Regions from separate parts of the Homo sapiens genome. Here all the other regions are linked to region 1. Evidence: chromatin contacts called from ENCODE Hi-C or POLR2A ChIA-PET data. All regions are on one chromosome and are shown on one strand. The core of a region is the stretch at or near the end of the contact, and the rest is flanking DNA. Distances in the headings are between cores, read along the strand shown.

Region 1 (3,498 bases), core at 225-2,724:
AACCTCTGCTTTCTAACTCACAATAGAGTCTTGTCCAATATTAGACAACACTGCGTTTTGTTGTTGTTTTAGCTACAAGGAAGGGTATGCAATATGCAGTAACTATTCCAACAGCTTCAAGCAAGTCATCTGCTACGACTAGAAAAAGTAGCAATTAGGTCCCAAACAGCAAAGACATAAAAAAGATGTAAGCAGAAGCCTCACCATCTGAAAAGAAGGCCCATCAGCACCTCTTCCGAGAAATACTTCCCTTCCCCCACCTTTAAGTAGGCACTTGAGACTGCCAAGATCCATTTCTTTATTAACTGGTGCCCACTTGGGGCAACTGTACACCAAGCTGCTCTTAGGCCTACTCTAATCCCTTCCAAAAGTGCTCAAATGAGGCTACGGCCGGGGTAAGTCCCGTCAGGGCCCAATTCTTCCTGACTCCTCTTCTCCACCCCACCTCCTCCGCCCCGCCCCAGTAGGCGATCGCCCGGCCAGAGAAAGGACACCCGGCCCAGGGACTGGCAGAAATTGCCCGCAAGAGAAGGCTTAGGCGACCGAAGGCCTCCGCCATAGCAGGACTTGGGAAGCACCGCCCCCAGCGCACCTCCCCACACCCGGCTAATCGGCGAACCTCTGCTTTCGACACCCTCTATCCCCAGCAGAGGCAGCGGAGAAGACAAGGCCGGGAGGCACCGGGCTAGGCTGCGCACCAGGCCCAGGCCTGTCCCTCGGGACCGCGCGTGCCGCCTGAATCCGCTCCCCCGTCGGGCCCGGTCCAGCTGGCGCGGCGGCCACCCTCACCTGGATGACCTCGTTGACCTCCCGGATACATTCCACCATGTGTTGTAGAATCTGCTCGGCCGTGAGCACCTCGTAGCGGTAATCCTCCTCCTGCTCATGCCCCGGCCCGCCACCACCACCGCCGCCGCCGCCGCCGCCGCCACCGCCGGGCCCCAGAGCGCTGCCGCCGCCACCGCCCGTCTCCCCGCACAGCAGTCCGTCCCGCTCCCCGCCGACGCCCAGCCCGGGCTCCACCAGCTCCACCTCGCCCAGATCCAGGGTATCATCGTCCGGCTCGTCGTCGTCTTCGTCCTCCTCCTCCTCGGCGCCGCTGTCCTCCTCACTGCACTCCTCGTCCTCGTCGAACTCGTAGTTGTAGCCCTCGTCCGAGTCCATGGCGCGACGCGCGGGGGCCCGGCGGACGCTGGCCGAGGCGGGGAGAGGGCGGGGACGCCGAGGCCCCGGCTCTCGCTCCGGCTCCGGCTGATGTCCGGACGCAGGCCTGGCTCCGGCCCCGCGAGCCGCGGCTCCTCCCCAGGAGCGGCGGTTGGCGTTTGACGGCTGGTGGCGGCGGGGAGGGCGCGGAGGAGGGAGGGAGGGAGCGAGGGGGCCGCTTGCTGCCCGCCTCAGTCAGACGCGGCTCCGCTCCGGCCTCCGAGAGAAAACAGTCCCCAACGCCACCTCCACGGCCGCTGCTATCGCTACTGAGCCAACAAAGGGGCGTGCGTCACCGCGTCGCGCTGCGTCGTCGCGTCACTCCTCTTTGCGTCACTGCGCCCCGCCCCACCGCCCCTGCGTGGAGCCCGGGGAGACCCCACGGCCCGGCCTTCCTGGGCCTGGGACCCGAGGGGAGCCGAGCGGGAATTGCTTTCCTGGTTCGATCCGCTGCCGCTGTGAGGGCCGAGCGGAAACCCGTAGACCTTTTATGTGAAGAGATTGCGGCCTCCTGGTCACCAGTCACCGAGAGAGGGACCCCTGGACCGCCTACGTGGTGGTGTCTGCCGCAGGCCATAGGGATCCAGCCCACTTAGGCAGTCCCTTGGGGACGCGGCCTTCCCTCCGGAGCGGAAAGGCGCTTCCCGCCCGCCCTGCGGTAATCCCGGAAGCCCTCAGCCGTTAAGCTAAAATTTCTGTTGCTTTGGCTACTGATGGAAACCTGTTGTAAGTGGAACCTCTAAACTGTATGACAGGTGAACCCACTTTAGGTAGCTGTGTGATTCTGTCCACTTGTACAGACGTGCAGTGGTTTTTAAGTCTCCTATAATGACGTCATTTTAAAGAGGCATTTCCTCCACCCCGCTGACAAGAGCGCCTCTTGAGGGCCCTAAACAATGTAAACAGCGATGATTTTCATGAATTGAGCACTGTGTAAGGGCTTTACATATATTCTGTCTCATCTTCACGGAGCCATAGTACCCATTTTATACCTGAGGAACCTGAAGCTCAGAAAGGAAAAGGGACCTGGCCAAGACCACATAACCCTTGCCCTATTTTAACCGCTGGATGCCCCAAAACATGAATCATAAAAATGCTTTGTAATGTAGATATATTATGTACTATGTAGTACATAAAAGACATGAATGCTTCAACAAAATACAGGCAATAATAGAAATATCTACAAGGGCCAAATGTAGCCAGAGAGATAATGCTTGAATCTCATCTGAAAGTGTGCTATGTGAGCTGAGTGTTGATGAATGGCTAGGAGTTCAACAGAGAAGGTAGGGAAGATGGTCTAGCCGCAGAGAACAAGCAAAAGCGCAGAAGGTGTCAAGTAAGTAATAGTTTGGGGAGCTTAAAGTGCATGGAGGGTACATGGCAAAATATTAGGCAAGTTAGTCAGGGGTCATGTCAGTTAAGAGCATTTTATGCCTAAGAGTGGGCTTAAATCTTTGCAAACAGGACATGCGAGCCAGAGAAGTGTTATGAAGGAAGAAGAGGCATAAGAAGGCTCCCTCTTGAGATAATCTGAAGAATTGGCCAGATTGAAAACCTTTTAAAATCAAAACCCCTGATTTGTTGATAAATCTTACTGTTCAACCTATAGGTTCCCTTTGGAAATTGATTTTGAAAAGTGAAAAATTCCATTATAATGTTAAAAAGCCTCTTCCAATTTGTCCATTTTGTAAGTTTTAAAATACCGATAATTATATTTCTTAACCTCAGGATTTACAAAGTAAAGCATTTAACCTCAATACTGGTAGTCTAGGTTTTTGTTGTTGTTGTTGTTGTTTGTTTTTTTCTTGAGACGGAGTCTCGCTCTGTTGCCCAGATTGGAGTACAGTGGTGATCTCAGCTCACTGCAGCCTCTGCCTCCCAGGTTCAAGCGATTCTCCTGTCTCAGCCTCCTGAGTAGCTGGGACTACAGGCGCATGCCACCACCCCAGGCTAATTTTTGTATTTTTAGTAGAGATGGGGTTTCACCATATTGGCCAGGCTGGTCTCGAATTCCTGACTTCAGGTGATCCACCTGCCTCGGCCTCCCAAAGTGCTGTGATAACAGGCATAAGCCACAGCGCCCAGCCAGGTCTAGGTTCTTTGATTCAGTGTTTCTATTTAGCAATTCTAGATTGCTGCCACAACTAAGGCAAGCCATGGACACAAGGAACACTTCTGTCCACCCCGTCTCCATTGTGATATTACCTACAGAAAAATTCAGTAACACTCGTCAGTACCCTAAACTCCTTTGCCTCACCTTTCTTTTCATTGTACCCCTATCTTGAATGAACCCTA
Region 2 (3,421 bases), core at 50-2,549, 1.9 Mb before region 1:
GCTGGCCCAGCAGGGTCCAGGAGCCTGAGCTACTGGGACATACCCAGCTTACAATGGACAATGAGCCCAGATCTTCCTCTGCAAGCCAGCCGGTGCCGGGAGGCGAGACAGGCCAGGTCGGTTACCTGAGGGGGATCTCTGAGCGCCTCCTCTGCTCTGCCCTTTGCACCTGCTGAGCCCATCTCAATGCCTTCCTCCCTCCTTGTTGCCCTTGAGCCCCCCACAGCACCCTTCTCCGGGAAGCCTTCCTGACTGCAGAATTCCCCAGCATGAGTCTGAGTGAAGGACCCATCCCTACAGGTCCCTGTCCTGGGAGTCAAGGCTCCTGGGAGCTGGCCCAGATATCCTTTTAGCCATAGCCCAACCCCCTCCTTGGCTCATGCTAGGCCCTTGGGCTCAGTAGAGACTTTCACAAGAGGTGGGGGCTTGTGGTGGCCACAGCATGCTGGCCTATGGCTTGTGGCTCAGTTGCCCATCTGAGAAATAGGGGCGCTGTCGCTTCCTCTGCCAGCAATGGTCTCCATCCCTCCCCGCCTCTCCGGTTTCCTTTATGGAGCAGCTCAGCTGTTTCCCAGTTGGGAAGCGCCCTGCTCCTCTGGGAAGGGCTCAGGAAGCAATTGAGGATCTGACCTCATGTTTCCGTCCATCCAGCCCTGTCTGGTGCTGCCAGATGTCTGAGGAGCTTCTGTGGGGGAGGGGGAAGGGGTAGGAGATGGGGCTGCAGGACTAGGGGCTGGATCTAACTCCAGCCCCTCTTGGGATGAGGCTGTTGTCCCTTTTGATGGGGAACTGAGGTCCCAAGTTGAGGGGAGCTCAGGCTGCAAAGCTGGCTGCCCGTGCCTTCCTGCTCAGAGCTACCCCTGGCATGTGCTAAGGAATTTGCAGGGGAAAAAATACAACTGGATGCCAGGCCTTGAGGCCACCTGAGGCCCACAGGCTGTGAGAATGCAGGTTTGGGCTGGAGCTAGCACAGAAGCAAGGTCTGCCAGGGGCCAGGAAAGGCAGGAGGCTGACCTCAGCTTGGGGGATGGGGTGGGAGGGTCAAGAGGACAACAGGCGAGGGAGGCAGCGGCTGGTCTGAGTGCCCCGAGGAGCCTGCCCAGGTGGGAGGCTGCCAGCCAGGCCCTGGGAAGGGGACTTCTGGGGCACTGCACCCTCTCTGGGAGTACCACTGAGCAGGGCGGGCAGGAAGGCTGGGCTTATTGCGTTTCAGGACCAGTCACTTCCTCTCTCTGGACCACACCTTTCAGATGAGCTCACCACCTACTTCAGTGCCCAGCCCACCCTGATGTTGCAGGAGCAAATAAGGTGATGAAGACTCTGAAAAGCAGAAATGTGGTATTATTAGTAGACTTCATATTTGACTTGCTAATTCACTTCCTAAAAATAGCTACATTTATTATAGCATGGGGAGAACCCTATGCTAGAGTTGGCGCCCTGGATTCTTGGTGCGGCTCTGTGACAGCTATGCTGTGTGACCTTGGGCTGGGTCCTAACCATTTCTGGTCGTCTGATTTCTAGGTGGAGGCTGGATAGTCCCTGAGGGCCATAGGCCCTGAGATTGGAACAGCAGCTGGATGCAAAATCATCAAGGAGGATGTGGACTGGATGTGGGCTCTGGAGGACTGGCTTCCTCTGAGTCACGGGTCAGAGCAATTGGTGCCACTGAGGCTGCCCCTGTAACCTGTTGGAGGGGTATTGAGTCTTGTGTCTTGCCTTGATCTTGAGGCCCCAGGGGCAGGTTGCCTGGTCCCCACCACAGAGCCCAACCATTAGGAGGCTCCAAGGACTGCAGATGAAAAGGGTCACAGAGAGGAGCTAGAGCCAGATGGGGTGGGGTGGGGGAAACCGTGGGACATCCAGCTGGCTGGGGAACCCACTCATTCACAGCACGTTTACTGAGGGCCTTCTATGTGCCTAGCACTGACTCTGCCACATGCTGCAGAGACAATGGAGGGTGAACTAGACCAGGCCCTGGTCCCTGCCCTCCTGGAGCTTCAGCTGTAGTACAGGAGGCAGGCACTCATCACTAACCACACAACTAAACTCTACAAAGGGCTCAGAGAGGGGTGCATGGTGCCAGGAGCACATGTAATGGGGGATTTGACTTAGGTGAGAGGTCAGAGAAAGCTCACTGGAGGAGGTGACATGGGTTGAAACCTGAAGGATGAGTAGGTACCTGCTAGGCAAAGCAGGGGTGGTAGGGGAATGCTAGGCAGAAGGAAGAGCAGAAACACTGGCCAGGTGGTGAGCAGGGGGTGCAGAGGGGCTAAGGGGAAGCCAGAGTGGCTGCAGTGGACACCGGGACCCAGGAGTCCTGCCTTTACCATCAGCTTGGTGAAAAAGCCCCTGAAGAGGAGATTTTTGATCTGAAGCAGCTGCTATGTGGGCCTGATGGTGGTTGAACCAGAGTGCGGGGGTTTAGATGGCCACGGGCCAGACTCAGACGTCAGCATGAGGCAACGGAAGGGATCAAGGTGGTTGTGTCTAGAGACACTGATTCATAGAAACTCTGGCCTGGAAGTGCACATGTCTGAGGACACAGGTTACCTGGTGGGTGTTTCTTCCTCCTTCCTGCACTCTCCTGTCTGGTTTCAGTTCTTCTGTCAGCCCCGTGAGTCACCGGCTCCTCCAGGTGGTGCAGGCCCGGGACCTGCCAGGATGCTGTCCCCACCCCCTGAATGTGCCCCCATCTCCATTTTCCTTGCCCCTCTGTCCCTGGGTGCCTGCTGTGACTCCCCAAGCCCCTGCCCACCCTGTCTGCTCTCTGTGTGGTGGAACCATCAGCCTGGGAGAACTGAAGAGTTAATTGTAGGACAACTGGCCCTGACAGGGGCTTTCCAGTAGACAGTGTGTGAACTTTGGTGTATGGTGGCATTGATGGGAAACCAAGGGGAGTGGTGCTGAAAGGGGCCCCTTGGAGACCATCTGTCCATGCTGCACAGGGCACAGTGGGCTTGGGGCTGAGGACCACCACGAAGCCTAGTAGCAGGGGATGGGAACCCCTAGCCCCCTGGTATTTTAAATCTTGGGAGAGGCAGGTGCGTGGGGCCTTTCTGACCTGGGGCCTCAAGATCCCCTGCCTCCTAGATCTTGTATTGCCAGCTGCTGTGGGGCTTTTGCCCCGAGAAGCTGGACTCCTGGGATTTTGAAGGGAGGCCTTGGGGGCACTCATTATAGCAGGGGTTCCCGCTGGGACCAGATCCAGAAGTTTGGTTAGGAATACAAGCCCTCGCCATTGGGAAGGGTCCCAGGGCTGATGGGGGTGACACGGAGCCCCCTGCACCCTGGCCATCTCTCCTGGGGGCCAGAGTGGCTCATCTTCTTGACCCCTGCGGCCCTGCTCACTCCCCCATGCCCCTGCTCTTCTTTAGCCATCCTGGAGAAAATTCTCTCTTGTCGCACCTAAGAGGGTCCTGAA
Region 3 (3,291 bases), core at 627-3,126, 2.0 Mb before region 1:
ATCAAGACGTGTGACATTGGCACAATGACAGAAAAATACACCCATGGCACAGAATAAGAGTCAAAAATTGACCCAGACATACATAGTCACCGGATTTATGACAAAGCTGCCACTGAAATTCAGTGGGAACAAAATTTTTAAATAGTGCTGGATCAATTGTACACCCATATGGAAGAGATGAATCTTGATGTCTAACTCCTATCATATACAAAGATTAATGTGAAATTAATCATAGACCTAAATGTGAAAGATAAAATAACACAGAAGAAAACCTAGGATAGTATCTTCATAACGAGGGCAGGCAAAGATTTCTTACATAGGACACAAAAGGCACTAACCATCACAACAAAATTTCAGGCCGGGCGTGGTGGCTACCGCTTGTAATCCCAGCACTTTGGGATCACCTGAGGTCAGGAGTTCGAGCAGCCTGGCCAACGTGGTGAAACCCCGTCTCTACTAAAAATACAAAAATTAGCCGGGCGTGGTGGCAGGTACCTGTAGCCCCAGCTCCTCAAGAGGCTGAGGCATGAGAATCTCTTGAACCCGGGAGGCGGAGGGTGCAGTGAGCCGAGATCGGCCACTACTGCACTCCAATCTGGGCGACAGAGCAAGACTCCGTCTCAAAAAAAAAAAAAAGTTTTAAAATGAAATTAAATTATCTAATACCATTAAGAGTAAAAAAAAAATCATGAACTGGGAAAGTATTCACAATATATAATTTTGATAAATTATGGAGCTCAGGTGCAAGTAACTTAGTAGGCAGGAGAGGAAGGAGTCTAAAGAAGTCTAGTTAGGAAGGATTACTGAAAGAGGGGGTATATCTAAAAATGGGTAGGATGGGAAAGGGAGACTTTGGGAACAGCCATGGGTTCCTAATGCGCCCACAACATACATGGGAGTTATCCTGAAGATAAACTCCCTGAAGACAGTGAAAGCCATTTCAAAACTCCCCATATAACTTATGAGAACAGAGGGGTGATCTGCCTTTAATGTTAGGCCTTCTGAGATCCTGCGATCTGTTCGCTCTCCTCAGTAACATTACCCTGCTCAATTGCTGCCTTAATCCCAGGTCGCACATTGGAATGTGGGAATTCAGCGTTTACATTTACCCACACAGGATCAGCCTTCAGCTGCTACGATCAACTTCAGTATTTTCATATAATCACTTTTTTCTTTCCTTAGTTCTTGAATTATTAATTCCTTGAGAAGAGTCCAATCAGAGGTAGTCTTTCTTCAGTATTTTCGGTAATCCTAATTTCTGTGCAAAAAAATTTCTGTTCCATTTTAACCGTGCAGAACTTTCTGTTATCTAAAACACAGTTTCTCTATGAGAGTTCAGTGAAAATTCCCCTTCCCAAACTGATTCTATGAATGACTGTTAGATAAGCTTCACCACTGCATGTAGAGGGTGTACCAGGAACCCAAGTTAGTAGCTCTCCTCAAAGACCCAACTTTTGGAGGGGGTCATCGTCTGGTTCCTGGTATGCCTCCACAGGTAGGTCCGCCTCAGGAAGTCAGCGGCGAGGAGCACAGAAGAGGCTGCCTTCACCAACGGACAGCAGTTTTCATCGTGAGGGCCGTCGGCAACCGCTTGGATGTGTCTAAAGGGGCCGTTTGGGAACCGGCCCTTCTGGAGGGAAGGGTCGGAGTGGGAGGGGATCCGGGATCCGCCTTACGGCCGAGTGTCCAGCAGCGCGTTCCAACCTGGCAGAACCGACGTACTTCATATGCTCCTCAGGGGAGCGCGGGAATCACCAGGCTGAAGAATGACTGGAAATGGGACCCTCTCCAACCAAAGCACCCAGACATTCCGGCGCCGGACATTTCAAAGAGCGCGGAAGCCACGCCTTCCCCCAGAACCGGAAGCTTTGCAACTAGCGCCTCTTGTAGACTGGCTGTTTATAAGGGGGCGGGGGGCCACAGCGGGAACTGCAACTCCCAGAATGCAGCGCGGAATTTCCGGTTTCCGGCGAGAGGGCCAGAGTGAGTGTTTACACCGGCGGCAGTGCGGCCGGGTTCCTTCCGCGGGACGGGTGAGGGCGCTGGGGCCCTGGGCAGCGCGGGCTCGATGTGTGTCAGCCAAGTAGCTGGTCCCACTGGAGCGGTGAGGTCGCCACCGGATAGTGTTCCTGCCCCATTACTAGCGATCTGTGACCTTGGGCCAGTGATTTTACTGAGTCTTGCTTCCCTCATCTTTAAAATGTGGCTAATGCCTGCCTTAGGGAACCGTTGTGAGGATTAAGTGAGACATGGTATATAAAACGACCTCCTTCTGGCATAAACTTGAGGTGGAAGATACCTTGAGGATGCTTGAAGGTCTGCTAGGCAGCTTCACAGCCTTTTCTTTCCTCTTCTCTATCAGAGGTCTCTTTGGAAGCAATAATGATGACTATAACAAGAACTTATCTTGCTTTGCAAGATTCTTCCGCCGTCAGAGTTTCTGATTTATTTTCTGGGGTTCCATGTATGCCAGGTATGGGGACAAGGATGAAGAAAACTTTAGTCTTTTGTTTTCAAGGGCATTCAAGAATTGGGGTGGAGGAGGGGGCAAGCAGATATTTGTAGCCCTTTTGTTCTGAGGGGATGTGGGAACAACAGAGGAAAGAGAGGGGACTGAGGTTATTGAATCTGTGTTGGTTTCGGTAGGAGTTTGCTAAAAGGCCAAAAAGGGAAGAGAAATTACATGCAGAGTTAGATGAGCAGAGGTGTAAAATAGGGGAGAGCTTTGTTATGAGTGTGTACTTACATGTTGTGGAGGTCCTTTGCAGGGGTAGGGCTCTGTTGGGGAATGAGGCTGGCAGGGAGTTTTGTAAGCCAGGCGATGAAGTTTAGACTTAATTTATATAGATGGTTTAGAGGTATTGGAAGAGGTCTTTTTCTGGGGGGCCGGGGTGGGGCAGGGAGGGACGGAGTCTCTGTCGCCCAAGCTGGAGTGCAGTGGCGCTATCTCGGCTCACTGCAACCTCCACCTCCCGGGTTCAAGCAATTCTCCTGCCTCAGCCTCTCAAGTAGCTGGGATTACAAGCGCCTGCCACCACGCCCTGCAAATTTTTTCTATTATAGTAGAGATGTAGTTTCACCATGTTGGCCAGGCTGGTTTCAAACACCTGATCTTAAGTGATCCGTCCTCCGCGGCCTCCCAAAGTGACAGGATTACAGGTGTGAGCCACCGCGTCTGGCTTTTTTTTTTTTTTTTTTTTTTTTTTTTGCGACAGAGTCTCTCTCTGTCACCCAGGCTGGAGTGCAGTGACGTGATCTTGGCTCACTGCAACCTCAGCCTTCCGAGTAGGT

Evidence for each region. Hi-C counts contacts between places; a loop is a spot of excess contacts on that map. ChIA-PET counts read pairs that join two places held with the same protein, here RNA polymerase II (POLR2A). Pooled maps may share reads with other maps.
Region 2: a loop to region 1 is called in a pooled map, with 4 times the contacts of the local background. The contact joins the enhancer-like site here to the promoter of ARIH1 in region 1. A Hi-C loop is called at or near these places in 1 of 37 single-sample maps with no recorded cell type and 2 of 50 pooled maps. POLR2A ChIA-PET finds 5 or more read pairs at or near these places in 1 of 52 experiments (Caco-2).
Region 3: a pooled map shows a loop between it and region 1 (6-fold over the local background). The contact joins the promoter of UBL7-DT here to the promoter of ARIH1 in region 1. A Hi-C loop is called at or near these places in 1 of 37 single-sample maps with no recorded cell type and 5 of 50 pooled maps. POLR2A ChIA-PET finds 5 or more read pairs at or near these places in 1 of 52 experiments (PC-9).

Annotation. Positions count from the first base shown.
Region 1 is chr15:72,472,306-72,475,803 of GRCh38, reverse strand. It overlaps ARIH1 (ariadne RBR E3 ubiquitin protein ligase 1), which reads right to left and starts at 1,474. Exons shown (of 14, transcript NM_005744.5): 1 at 790-1,474. The coding sequence starts at 1,164. TMEM202-AS1 (TMEM202 antisense RNA 1) reads left to right here and starts at 1,565. Exons shown (of 4, transcript NR_135678.1): 1 at 1,565-1,929. RefSeq lists enhancers at 351-560, 2,011-2,110 and silencers at 1,111-1,340, 1,383-1,579, 1,431-1,770.
Region 2 is chr15:74,383,094-74,386,514 of GRCh38, reverse strand. The region is part of intron 2 of LINC02255 (long intergenic non-protein coding RNA 2255); the gene reads right to left. Among named protein-coding and RNA genes, the nearest start is that of LINC02255, 5.7 kb to the right of the region's middle. RefSeq lists enhancers at 1-484, 1,297-1,416, 1,012-2,211, 2,137-2,396, 2,487-2,786 and 1 more. Within about 2 kb of position 1,299, at least 14 of the 41 ENCODE cell types and tissues checked have a DNase peak (open chromatin) inside an H3K27ac peak, as active enhancers do.
Region 3 is chr15:74,459,850-74,463,140 of GRCh38, reverse strand. UBL7-DT (UBL7 divergent transcript) reads right to left here and starts at 1,876. Exons shown (of 4, transcript NR_120377.1): 1 at 1,114-1,876. It overlaps UBL7 (ubiquitin like 7), which reads left to right and starts at 1,981. Exons shown (of 11, transcript NM_032907.5): 1 at 1,981-2,104. RefSeq lists enhancers at 462-962, 1,910-2,059, 2,350-2,439, 1,894-2,740, 2,896-3,291.